Linked DNA regions of Homo sapiens: region 2 is linked to region 1. Evidence: read pairs that join two places in POLR2A ChIA-PET (ENCODE). Cell type or tissue: B cell. All regions are shown on one strand. Links, peaks and the distances in the headings refer to the core of each region. The heading gives the core; the rest is flanking DNA.

Evidence for each region. Peaks named below come from ENCODE experiments on the same cell type or tissue, not always from the same donor. Only the 100,000 strongest peaks of a DNase experiment are listed, where the experiment ranks them.
Region 2: POLR2A ChIA-PET joins it to region 1 with 8 read pairs; 2 of 35 experiments call an interaction of 5 or more read pairs at or near these places.

The regions. Positions count from the first base shown.
Region 1 is chr1:174,951,811-174,958,310 of GRCh38, forward strand. It overlaps RABGAP1L (RAB GTPase activating protein 1 like), which reads left to right. Exons shown (of 26, transcript NM_001366446.1): 20 at 5,647-5,739. RABGAP1L-AS1 (RABGAP1L antisense RNA 1) reads right to left here and starts at 2,451. Exons shown (of 6, transcript NR_121196.1): 1 at 2,347-2,451. In B cell, for the core only: no CTCF peak of the experiment used is centred there; a DNase peak (open chromatin) is centred at 2,991; H3K4me3 peaks cover 743 bases; H3K27ac peaks cover 2,064 bases.
Region 2 is chr1:174,852,039-174,858,538 of GRCh38, forward strand. The region is part of intron 19 of RABGAP1L (RAB GTPase activating protein 1 like); the gene reads left to right. Among named protein-coding and RNA genes, the nearest start is that of RABGAP1L-AS1, 99 kb to the right of the region's middle. In B cell, for the core only: no CTCF peak of the experiment used is centred there; no DNase peak of the experiment used is centred there.

The DNA of each region.
Region 1 (6,500 bases), core at 1,686-4,185:
CACCAAAAATTATTCCACCCAAAATGCCAATAATATCTTACCTTGAGAAACACTGGTAGTGCCCAGGGTCTTTTCTCTACTAAAATGCAAAACCAACTTTTCACAAAATTAATATACTATTTCATAAAGTCAGAATATGCCAAAGATCATGCCATATATATTACAGAGCATAGATCAACTTGAAAAATCTTTACGTATGTATTCTGTTATTTCTCTTTTCTGTGTGTAAGTTCTTTTCAAGTTACTACAGTGAGTTTCAAATTTGTTATTTAAGAGTTCTATTATTCTGTTCATTATGATCCGAAGTTTAAGATCTGCGGTGTTGAAAAGCACTCCTAAATATACAAAGCCCTTGAACTCCTAAATAAACAAAGCCCTTGAACTCCTAAATGTACAAAGATCTTGTTTGGGCCAGGCCTGGTGGCTCACACCTGTAATCCCAGCACTTTGGGAGGCTGAGGTGGGAAGATTGCTTGAGCCTTGGATTTTGAGACCAGCCTGGGCAACATAGTGAGACCCTGGCTCTACCAAAAAAAAAAAAAAAAAAAAAAAAAGCTAGGCATGGTGGTGTGCCCCTATAGTCCCAGCTACTCAGGAAGCTAAGGTGGGAGGATCACCTGAGTCCAGGAATTTGGGGCTGCAGTGTGCTGTGATTGCGCCACTGCACTCCAGCCTGAGCAACAGAACAAGACCCTGTCTCTTAAAAAAAAAAATGATGATTGAGTTTGATAATCAGGAAACTTAACCAAATCTTATATGTAAGCAAATAAATATGTTTTTATTTGTTTGTTTTATTTTGAGACAGGGTCTCACTCTGTCACCTAGGCTGGAGTGCAGTGGCATGATTTTACCTCATTGCAACCCAGCCTCCCAGGCTCAGGTGATCCTCCCACCTCAGCCTCCCAAGTAGCTGGGTCTACAGGCATGTGCCACGATGCTCAGCTAATTTTTGTATGTTTTGTAAACACAGGTTTTCACCATTTTGTCCAGGCTGGTCTTGAACTCCTGAACTCAAGTGATCCACCCACCTTGACTTCCCACAGGGCTGGGATTATAGGCATGAGCCACCACACCTGGCCAAAATAAGTTTTATTAGAAATAACTCACTTTGGGAGGCTGAGGAGGGCAGATCACTTGAGGTTAGGAGTTCAAGAGCAGCCTGGCCAACATGGGGAAACTCCATCTCAAATAAAATACAAAAATTAGCTAGGCATGGGTGGCATGCAAAAAAAAAAAAAAAAAGAACTAATGCATGTGAAATTCAAATATTAGTAAGTATTCAAAATAAGATATGAAAGTAAGAATACAAAATAGGGTGATATCACTGGTTGATATGATTAGTGAGATGAACATTATTAAGGCAAATTCTTCCGATAATTATTGTTATACAACATGATTAATATATATTCAGTCTGAAAGAGTCATATATACAAATATGAAATAAACACCTCAAATGAGAAGAAGAGAGAAAACATGGAGAATGAAGAAAGTTGGGTGTATTCTTTTCAGTCTTCCCCTCCCATATCTCCGTCTGAGGCCAGCATGGCTAATATTGAGAAAGAGTAAGGCAAATGAGTAATTATTGTGCTCTGTCTTTTACTGTTATTGAAGGTCACTGTTTAACACTCCCTCGCCATTCCCCTAACCACTCCCCTTTGCCTTAAATTCATTAAGCTGTATTCTTTGTATTTCCTGATAACAGCTGACAAGGACCCACTCTCATCTGTAATGACAGGTGAGGGTATTGATGATAAGTAGAGTTAATAAAGCTTCTCCAGTGATTTAGAATTATAACGCTCTGAGTATTATCATCAGGGGAATAGATGAAAAAGCCCATTTCATTTTGTGCAGTGTCCTTCAAACTGCTGGTTATGAAATCATTTTAGAGGGTCTGTGAAATCACTGTGGAATACGATGAAACGTAATAGAAAGTATCAGCAGACACTGTGGGAGATCGGTCAGAGCGGTGGGGAAAAACTATAGGGAAAGGACGCAAACCTTCTGAAAGGTCAGAAGGTTCTGCAGAGCCCCAGGGGAGAATAGCTGAAGGCAGCTGTTCTGTAACCCTGAGGCATTGGGCAAGGAGTAGGTACAAGGCAGTGTAGGGGAATTTATCTTAAACAAACTTGTTTACTTATGTTGACCAGGAACTGACCTTTGATCATCCGTGGGGACGGTCCCCCTGAAAGGGGAACAATAAATGTTAATTACCTAAGAGGTTTTTAAATTTCTTTCTCCAGAAAGAAAAATTTCAAGCGTCTGAATCCCATTCAGTATTCTCTAAAATAAAATCAAGTTTGTCCTGAAAGATGGTTTAAAAACTGAAAATCTATTTTCTTTGATTACCTCATAAATAACAAGAGTTTCATATCAGCTCTCCTGTCTCTTCCTCCTCCACTCTTTTCCCCTCTTTCACATTGTGCCAATCACACAGGTGGATGCTCAGTATCACCCCACAGCACAAGATAAATAAGCTTGGAAGGTTTCCTAGCAACATATTGTTCTGGGAACCTGCTCTGTTTCCCTGAACAAGATGAAGCCAAATATCCTAGAATCTCAGCCAGATGGGAAAGGATTAGCTTATTGAGAGTGTTATTGCCTTTTTTAAAAAAATGTTTCACTTTGAAATGAACCTCTTAATATAAGTAGCAAAAGTGACTTTTAAAAGGACATGTAAAAATATCCCTTTAAAAGGACATTTTTTTCTCTTACATGTAAAAAAAAATTGATAATAGTTTGAAGTTTAAAAATATGGTTTCAGAATTCTCTAGGCACAAGCTTCCAGTATGTAATTCAGTCACTGGTGAGTGGATCCATTTTAGAACCATGTAGAAAATACTTCCACATGGAACTAATTCTCAGCCTGGTGTCCAGTGGTATGGTATTCCTGCTGTAAAAATACTGAAATACTTCCGATCTGGTGGGAAAATGGCTCCTGGAGTAGGCTCTCTCCTCACAATACCTTTAGCTGCTCCCCTTGGCCCTTGTTTCTGCTCCTAGGGAAACATTGGAGACACCTTGTTACTGCTTAAAACCCTGAAGCTTCCCCTTTTTCTATAGCTCCAGGGCTATTTTAGTGCTAGTGATTTGCAACTTCATCTTCAGAGTCTATTTTTGGTTTTCTCAGTGTATGATTAATGTATATAGAGAAAATAAAAGAAATTGAGACTGCTATCAAAGCCAAGAAAAATAATGTTGTCGTTTTGTTAACACATGATTGTGTATATTTCCCTTGTTTATCTAATGATCTGTGAGGCTACACAGTTGGCAGGTGGTGCTTTCCTTTCTATTGCACTCTAGTTGGTCACAGTATACTTGTTAGAGGTCTCTGGAGATGGAGTAATAAAGGATTCGTGTTTCTCATAACAATATTCAGCAGTGGCTTTGCAATTCAGTTACACCCTGGAAAATGTCCTCACTCCTTGTTTGGCTGGGGAGACATTCCCCCATCAGCCAGATGAATATTCTCATAATGTGGTTGTTGACTGGTTTCTATCATCTATCAGGTTTGGACTGAGTTTGTGAAACTTCCCAATTGTGGTGAGAAGCAGATAATTCTAGTACTTCATAGTGTTCCTGGATAAGAAGAACAAAGTAATTAGAATAAGATGGGGAATGACACCTGGAGTCTTTGTTTTTTATGTAACAAATTATCTGGCCAGATGCCAGAGAATTAGTACTGTCCTCATTTTAATGAAAATAAGGAAATTGTGAGATAATTTTATATTCATGCTAGATGCTTTCCATTCTCTTTTGCTCTCTCACTCATATGTATATGTTTTCTAAATACCATATTTTAAACTCAACAAGGAACAATCTGTTGAGGGCCTAGTATGAGCCAAATACTGCTAGGTATTATGGCAGATACTGAGGGCAACACATCATCCTTGCCTTCTCAGAGTACGCAAGAAGTTTGCAACATAGCACGTTTGTAATCTTAAACCAAACAAAAACATTAAGGAAAGGTGTTGCTGTGTAAAGGAATCATAGGCTAGGCACAGTGGCTCAGGCCTGTAATCCCAATGCTTTGGGAGGCTGAGGAAGGAGGATCGCTTCAGCCCAGGAGTTTGAGACCAGCCTAGGCAACATAGCCAGACCCCATCTCTACAAAAGTTAAAATAAAATAATATAAGTAAGGGAATTCTATAACTTTGATTGTCCAAAGAAAGGCTAAAAGTAGATTTAATATGTATTATGGAACAGAATAAGTTCTAATACGTTAATTTTGATTGAATACTTATTTTAAAAAAAATTTTAAAAATGTCCATAAACCAGGCATTGTTTTAGATACCTCTCTGTTAACTCATTTAATTCTCCTGACACCATTATGAGGTAGAAATTTTGTTTACCTGCTATTTTATAGATGAAGAAACTGAGGCTAAGAGAGTTTTTTTGTTTGTTTGTTTTAAAAGACAGGGTCTCATTCTGTTGCCCAGGCTGGAGTAAGTGGCCGTCATAGTGCACTGCAGCCTGGAACTTGTGCGCTCAAGCAATTCTTCTGTCTCAACCTCCAAGTAGCTGGGACTATAGATGTGCACCACTGTCCCCTAAGAGAGGTTAAATATCTGTTTACTGAGGGCTTTTATACTACGCTGTGCTTATTTGTTTATTTTTAAAATTCTAAGAGTCCATAGGAATCTAGTCTTTTTTCAGAAAATAGTAAACTACTGTCTTTTGTGGATGACATAATTTTAGCAAGAAATAAATGGGTTGTTTAGATGACTTTCTATTATCTCATACAGCATAATGATTCTATATTTGAGTTTTCATTGTCAAACACTAAAACCTCCTTTGTTTTCAGTGTACTAACTCCATTTTAGAATATTTTTCTCTTCTCTTCTTTTTTTTTTTTTTTGAGACTGAGTCTCGCTCTATCACCCAGGCTGGAGTGCAGTGGTACAATCTTGGTTCACCGCAACCTCAGCTTCCCAGGTTCAAGCCAGGCTCATGCCTCAGCCTCCAGAGTAGCTGGGATTACAGATGCCCACCACCATGCCCCGCTAATTTTTGTAATTTTAGTAGAGACCGGGTTTCACCATGTTGGCCAGGCTGGTCTCGAACTCCTGACCTCAAGTGATCCGCCCACCTCAGCCTCCCAAAGTGCTGGGATTACAGGCATGAGCCACCACGCCCAGGCCATTTTAGAATATTTCTTGTAGCTCAATTTTTTACTTATATAAAATAATAATTTTCATTTTCAACATAATAGAAGGATATGAGTGAATTATATTTAAGAAAGTTAAAATTAATAGCACTATTAAATACATTAACAAGAGAAGGTTGTGACATCAGCAATATTATTTATAACAGAGGTGGACAAACTGTAGCCTGTTTCTGTAAATTAAGTTTTCTTGGAACACAGCCAGGCTCATTTGTTTAGGTATCACCCATGGCAGGTTTTGTATAATAATGACAGAGTTGAATCTTTGCAACTTAGACTATATGGCCCACAAGGCCTAAAATATATACTGTCTGGACCTTTACAGGAAAAGTTTGCCAACCTCTACTCTGGAATCTCTATTTTTCTCCTAACTTTGAGTTGAGCATGTTCCCTTAGAATGCCAGAAATTTAACTAGCAAACACACCTGAATTTTTTTTCATAAATGGTGTCCTTGTCTAACATGGTTTTCCTCAAATCCCTGCAGGTACCAACCAAGAAGCTGAAGAAATATGAGAAAGAATATCAGACAATGCGAGAGAGTCAGCTGCAACAGGAAGACCCAATGGATAGATACAAGGTATGAGAAATATGTTGCACCTATCAAAGTACCTTCTTTTTTGTTTTAAATGAGACTGAGTCTTGCCGTGTTGCCCAGGCTGGTCTTGAACACCTGGCCTCAAGCAATCCTCCCACTCCAGTCTCCCAAGTAGCTGGGATTACAGGCACGAGCCACCATTCCCAGCAAAGTACCTTTTTTTTTTTTTTTTTTTTTTTCTTAAAGCAGCAGTTGTGGCAAGTTCAATTCCCTCTGTTCTTCCTTGATTGATTTAGATGCTCTCTGATCATGCTAACTGTCCAGGTATGTTTTCATTTCAGGAGACTCCCAAATAGCCAACCATAATATTTCTTTTCTTTCAGTTTGTATATTTGTAGGTAACTCCAGCTGTTGCATTTATACTGGGAATCTTCATAAGAAGCTGAGAGAAAGAGAGGGGAAAAAGAAAGTGGCTTTCTACTTTCAAAAATGAAACAAAAAGGAAAAATGGCAAAGTACTGTTTTAGCTGTGCATGTCATATCCACAAAGACTTTTAGCAGGTGAACTGTTCCAAGACTGACACAAGGATGTTTCAAACTTGCCTCTGTCTGTAGAAAATGTTAAAAATACCAACTCACTTGGAAGGAAAAATAAAAATCACAAAGGTATATTGAGCACAGTAGTGGTGTTTGTTGCAACATTTATTTCCACAAATGAATTTATGAACAACAGTGATATTTGAGTTAAAGTATGAAGTTTCAGAATCAAAATAATTTCATTTTAATACGTTCGTTAATTGTGA
Region 2 (6,500 bases), core at 1,598-4,097, 100 kb before region 1:
ACCTTTTAAGTTGCTATACACTAGAACTTACCTTTCAATTAATTCTTTTAATTTAACAGTGTGGAAAGCTATTATTTACTTTTTATTTAATTGATAGTACTTTTGTAAACTTTTACCTGAAAAAAGTAACTTTGAGAACCACAGAGAAGAAACATATTGGTTAAGGTTTCTGAAGAGTGTCGGAGGATTCAAGAGTGTGGGGAATTGCTTCTGTGATTCCCATCACTTCACATTCTGAGTAGAAAAGCACACAACAGAAATGCTGCAAGTCAGCATCAGGAGTCCATAGCATCCATCATCAAGTGCAATAAGACTGTGACTCTCTGTTACTGAGTTGTGATGCTTTTTCTTTTTGCCAGTAAGTTACATGGTCCAGTTTTTTCTTTCTTAGATGACTTCAGGGACTTGTTGTAAGCCTGCTGAGGTCAAGGAATGCTTCTGCCTTATGTGCAGTGTATTATAAAAAGATTTATCTGTGATAAAAGTGGAACTCGGCTGGGCATGGTGGCTCACACCTGTAATCCCAGCAATTTGGGAGGCTGAGGCGGGCTGATCACTTGAGGCCAGGAGTTCGAGACCAGCCTGGCCAACATAGTGAAACCCCATCGCTACTAAAAATACAAAAAAATTAGCTGGGCGTGTTGGCATGGGCCTGTAATCCCAGCTACTCAGGAGGCTGAGGCAAGAGAATCACTTGAACCCAGGAGACAGAGGCTGCAGTGAGCTGAGATCATGCCACTGCACTCCAGCCTGGGTGACAGAGCAAGATTTGGTCTCAAAAAAAAAAATAAAAACAAAAAAAAGTAGAACCCATGAAGAAAAATTTAAACAACTGATTTTAATGACTGTAAAGGAGTATCACTAGTAGAAAAATGTTTCTATATTGTTAGGATAATCAAGTTTCTTTAAAGATAATATTGATCATTTTTAGCAGAAGTTTGTTATTTATCTTTAGGAAATGAAATTAAATATTTTGCTTTGTTTTGTTTTTAATGTTTCTAAAAGGAATGAAACTGCATTATTGCTGATTCTGTTGTGGATTGAGGCATTTAGAGTAGCAAAAATTATATTAATGCTCTGTGCCAAAACACATAAAATGGCTTTATCACTGATTGGTGTCTCAATTATAAAAAGGTAATAATTTGCATAATATGATAAGAATGCCACTTGAAAGAAAGGAGGCTGGGTTGTTTTTTTTTTTTTTAACATCCAGTAAAACATGATTGACATCATCTAGTCAAATTATATATTATACTGAGCTTTATTTTCTGTATAAACCATATTTTACAGATATTATTTTAAAAGAAATTGAAATCTTCTGGGCTTAGGTTTCAGAGTTATATATAACTCATAAGTGAGCTGTGTGAGCTGAGTTCCTTAAACCTAGGTCTCATTTCAAAGGCTAGCTTTGGGCTGGTTGCAGTGGCTCACGCCTGTAATCCCAGCACTTTGGGAGGCTGAGGCAGGTGGATCACAAGGTCAGGAGATCAAGACTATCCTGGCTAACACGGTGAAACCCTGTCTCTACTAAAAATACAAAAAATTAGCCAGGCATGGTGGCGCACACCTGTAGTCCCAGCTACTCGGGAGGCTGAGACAGGAGAATTGCTTGAACCTGGGAGGTGGAGGTTGCGGTGAGCCGAGATGGCGCCACTGCACTCCAGCCTGGGCGACAGAGCGAGACTCCACTCCATCTCAAAAAAACAAAAAAAACAAAAAGGCTAGCTTTGTTCCAAAGCCCAAACCTGGCTCTGGTAGACTATTTTCTAAGCTATCTCTTGATGAGCTTTGCTAAAGGAAAGGGAAGTATGGTACAGATCACCTCAAAGTCATGTTTGGCTCTCTCTGCATTTGGAGTTTTCCTCTGGCATGTTTATATTCTGAATAATGCTTCTCCTAGGCTAAATACAGTTTGGACCCTGCATCTTACAACAGATGTGACAGAGGAATGCTTATGGTCAATAATGATGTACAGTCCACAGTGATAAAGAAATTGGTGGGAATGAGACTTTGAGAAGTATAATGAATGTCAGATTGCAGGCTGCCCATAGTACATCCAGCATCAGCACACTGTAGTTTGCCTTAACTAATTTGGGCCTCTGCAGCTTTGGGACAGTATTGCAAATAGGTGGTATAATAAGCTTAAATAACAGATTTCCATCACTTAAATATGAAAATCTCAGATTTGTCACAGTAATAATATTGACCTCATGTTTTTGTTTTTATTTTTTGTTCATTGACTTCATGAATGAATAGTTTGGCAGGAAAGCAGGTAATACACTTCCAGGCCTTATATTACATAGGTGTTGAGGCTAGAGAATGTCACAGAGGCGTGCCCTTATTCATAAAACACTAGGGGAAATGCCTTACTGTGTTTTATTAAGCGAAGACCTTTCATTGTAAAGGTGAGATTATTCCTTTAGAAACCATATAAATTACTGAAGGGAATTATGAGCAAGAATATATTTTGGGTTCATAGATGCCAAATGCCCATCTCACTGGATGATTATTATTCTAAGTATTTTCCATTACCTAGTTTCAGCTCAGGAAATCAATTAGACCCTTAAGGGCCTAAGCAAGCAGGAAATGAGTGATAGATTTATAGATTCCACCAGTGAATTTGAAAAAAAAACTTTTACCTTTTAAATTATAACTGCAATAGACTCAATATAAATGCTTTTTTTTTTTTTTTTTTTTTTTTTTTTTTTTTTTTTTTTTTTTTGAGACGTTGTCTCACTCTGTCACCCAGGCTGGAGCGCAGTGATCTTGGCTCACTGTAACCTCTGCCCCCAGGATTCAAGTGATTCTCTTGCCTCAGCCTCCTGAGTAGCTGGGATTACAGGCACGTACCACCGCATCTGGCTAGTTTTTGTATTTTTAGTAGAGACAGGGTTTCGCCATGTTGGCCAGGCTGGTCTCGAACTCCTGACCTCAAGTGATCCACCCGCCTCGGCTTCCCAAAGTGCTGGGATTACAGGAGTGAGCCACCACACCCAGCCCATAAATGCCTTTTTTAGTGCTCCCTCTTTCTTTCCTATGTAAACCCTTTTCAAGTTAGATTTTCCCTATGATATTCTCAATAAAGAACAAATTACATAAAATCAGGAACCTGATTTTATATTAAGTGTAGGAAGTCAAATTACCATTGAGCGTAGGTCATATATTCTAGTAGTAGAGACCAATCTATTTTCTGCCTTGTTCTGGAGGGTCATAGCAAATCTGAACCAGGCAGCCAGGTAGACCACCACTCTGATGGCCCCATTCAAGCTTAGAGCTTCCCCAGTCTGAAAGACACTGGAGGAAGCTTCTTCCCACCTTATTTAGCTCCAAGAGTTCAGTTGTGCTCTGTGGAACACTAGGAATAACTGTATCCTAGACATAAACCAAGGGCAAGACATGGTTTTAGTTTCCATGAGGGCCTTTGCTTAAGAGTCAGAAGGGCTGCTACACATCTTAATTTTGCCACTGAATAGCTATGTGATACCAGGCCTTTGACATAAGCAGTTAAGTTAGAGGACTCCAGAGGGCCTGTCCAGCTCTTACATAAGTCTAAATTCCACCTGTGATTTCATAGGATCCTTAAGTAAGCATTCCACTTCTATGGGCCTCATTTTCTGCCCCTATTAAACAAAGACATGGCTCTTGAGAGCCTGTTTAAAGCAGGTTTTTGAAAAGAAAGTCTCAAGTCAAAGAAATTTTGAAATGGATTTAGATTAAAAGGTATTTTTGTGTGTGTGGAGAATGTGGGATTAACTCACTTATTTTTATTATGTATAGAAATTTCAGTTTGTTACTATAGACTATTTACAGAAATATGAGTTCTTGAGTTTTTCATTCTGCTACCCCAGATGTGTAGCACTCTGCTTTGTACATAGAAAGCACTTAGCAACTTGTGTGTTCTCTTGAATTTAACTGAAGTCCCACTTGAAAAGGTAAAGTTATATAAACTACTTTTTAGTATTTGAAGTTTCTTTAAGCCTATTTTTAATGATGGCTTGGTGTTCATGCAATGACTTATTTTTGTTTGTACTGGCAGAGCGTAGCTTTTTCAGTTGGCCAGTTAAAATGGAAAGACAAGCTGGACGCAGTGGCTCACGCCTGTAATCCCAGCACTTTGGGAGGCCAAGGCGAGTGGATCACAAGGTCAGGAGTTCAAGACCAGCCTGGCCAAGATGGTGAAACCCCATCTCTACTAAAACTACAAAAAATTAGCCGGGTGTGGTGGCGGGCACCTGTAGTCCCAGCTACTCGGGAGGCTGAGGCAGAGAATTGCTTGAACACAGGAGGCGGAAGTTGCAGTGAACCAAGATCGTGCCACTGCACTCCAGCCTGGGTGACAGAACAAGACTCCCTCTCAATAAAAAAAAAAAAAAAAGAAAAGAAAAGAAAGTAAGACAACTTGTGCTCTTATTTTTAAAATATTATATACTTCTAGCCCCATACAAATATTCTCAGATTAGACTAACCAATTACACATTGGAATACCTGGACAGTTTTAAAATACAACTAAAACTGAACAGAAGCATCCAAAGGTCAACCACTGTTTTACTGGACATACCTTTTACTTTGCTATTTTATGTATTTTATATTAAAGTTAGACCTTTGAGGCCAGGTGCAGTGGCTCACACCTGTAATCCCAGCACTTTGGGAGGCTGAGGTGGGCAGATCACCTGAGGACAGGAGTTTGAAACCAGACTGGCCAACATGGAGAAAACCCATCTGTACTAAAAATACTAAAATTAGCCGGGCGTGCTGGTGCGCACCTGTAATCCCAGCTACTCAGGAGGCTGAAGCAGGAGAATCACTTGAACCTGGGAGGCGGAGGTTGCAGTGAGTCAAGATCACCCCACTGCATTCCAGCCTGGGAGACAGAGCAAGACTCCGTCTCCAAAAAAAAAAAAAGTTAGACCTTTGGGTTTAAAAGCCCCAGGATAAACACATGAAAAAAACTTTCAAAATTTACAAGTGTAAAATATGCTCAGTACATCCTTCTTCCCACCCAACCAAACAACAACATCTCAAGTTAAATCAAGTGGTATAAAATGTCAACCTAGAATTCTACCACTGCCCCAGGGAAGTTCTGTCTGCCCACTGTCGTCTGCTTTTACAGGTCTACACTAGAAACAACTTCCCTTGATAGGAAGTACTGACTTTGTTCAGAGCTGTAAAATTATACCCAGAACCTCCCTTGTTCTTGTTCTATATGAGTCCCAGGGCCTGAGAGCCGCCATTTATGACGCTTTGGTTTGTCACACCCTGCACACACCATTAGAGACATTTTTCTCTCTTGGCTTTGTATCTGCTTCCTTCTGTTGCTACCCTCTCCATTTCCTATTTTCCTAATTTTTAAAAATGAAATTTATTTTTGCTTTTTCATTTGTCTAAGACTTAGGCTTTCATTTCCCCAGCTGTAAATCAGGCATTAGATAATAATCTCTAAAGCCAATTCCAATACTCTGTGAAGTCATTGTATCTTATATTTATGAGTAAATATAGTTATCATCTTTTTGATAATAAATTCATCAATAAACCATGGATTGGAATACATAAGAATCTGAAAACCCTTTATAACCCTCCTATCTCTGAAATTCACAGATACTGCTATATAGAACTGATTGATGAATTTCAATAATATCTACACCAACATATAATTAATAATGATATGTATTAATAATATTGATAACAATGAGACACCCACAGGTGACTTGTCAGTAACTGATTTGTGATTTCCTAATTTTAAGAGTGTGTGTATTCTTGTTGTAATCTATGAGAGCAAGAACCTTCTCAAAATAAAAGAAAGTTTTTCACAGATACTAATTCAGTGACTCATTTACTGACAATTTTCAGTAGGGTCAGAAACAATATCAGATTGGTCTGAAATTATAAAAAATATTTTTAAGAGTCTAATAGTTAAAAGTTAATTTGGGGTGAAAAACAACTCCTCTCTATAATTGTATTTTATTTTATTGTTTTATTGTTTAATTATTTTATTGTGTATTTTTAGGCAGGGTCTCACTTTGTAACCCAGGCTGGGATGCAGTGGCACTCATTGCAGTCTTGACCTCCCAGGCTCAGATGATCCTCCTACCTCAGCTTCCCAAGTAGTTGGGATTACAGGCATGTGCCACCATGCCTGGCTAATTTTTTTAAAACTTTTTTGTAGAGATGGGGTCTCACTACGTTACTTATACTGGTCTTGAACTCCTGGGCTCAAGTGATCCTCCTGCCCTTGGCTTCTCAAAGTATTGGAATTACAGGCATAAGCCACACACTAGACCAGTAATTTTAATATACTGTATATCCATGGTCCTCAACAGGGAGTGATTTTGCCTTGAGGGGACATTTAGCAATGTCTGGAAGATATTTTGGTTGCCATAACCTTGGGTTGTGAGATGCTACTGGTATCTGGTGTGCAGAGGCCAATGATTGTGCAAAGCATCTTTAAATGCACAGGATAGCTCCCCACAACAAAGAGTCAGCCATTCCAAAACACTAATAGT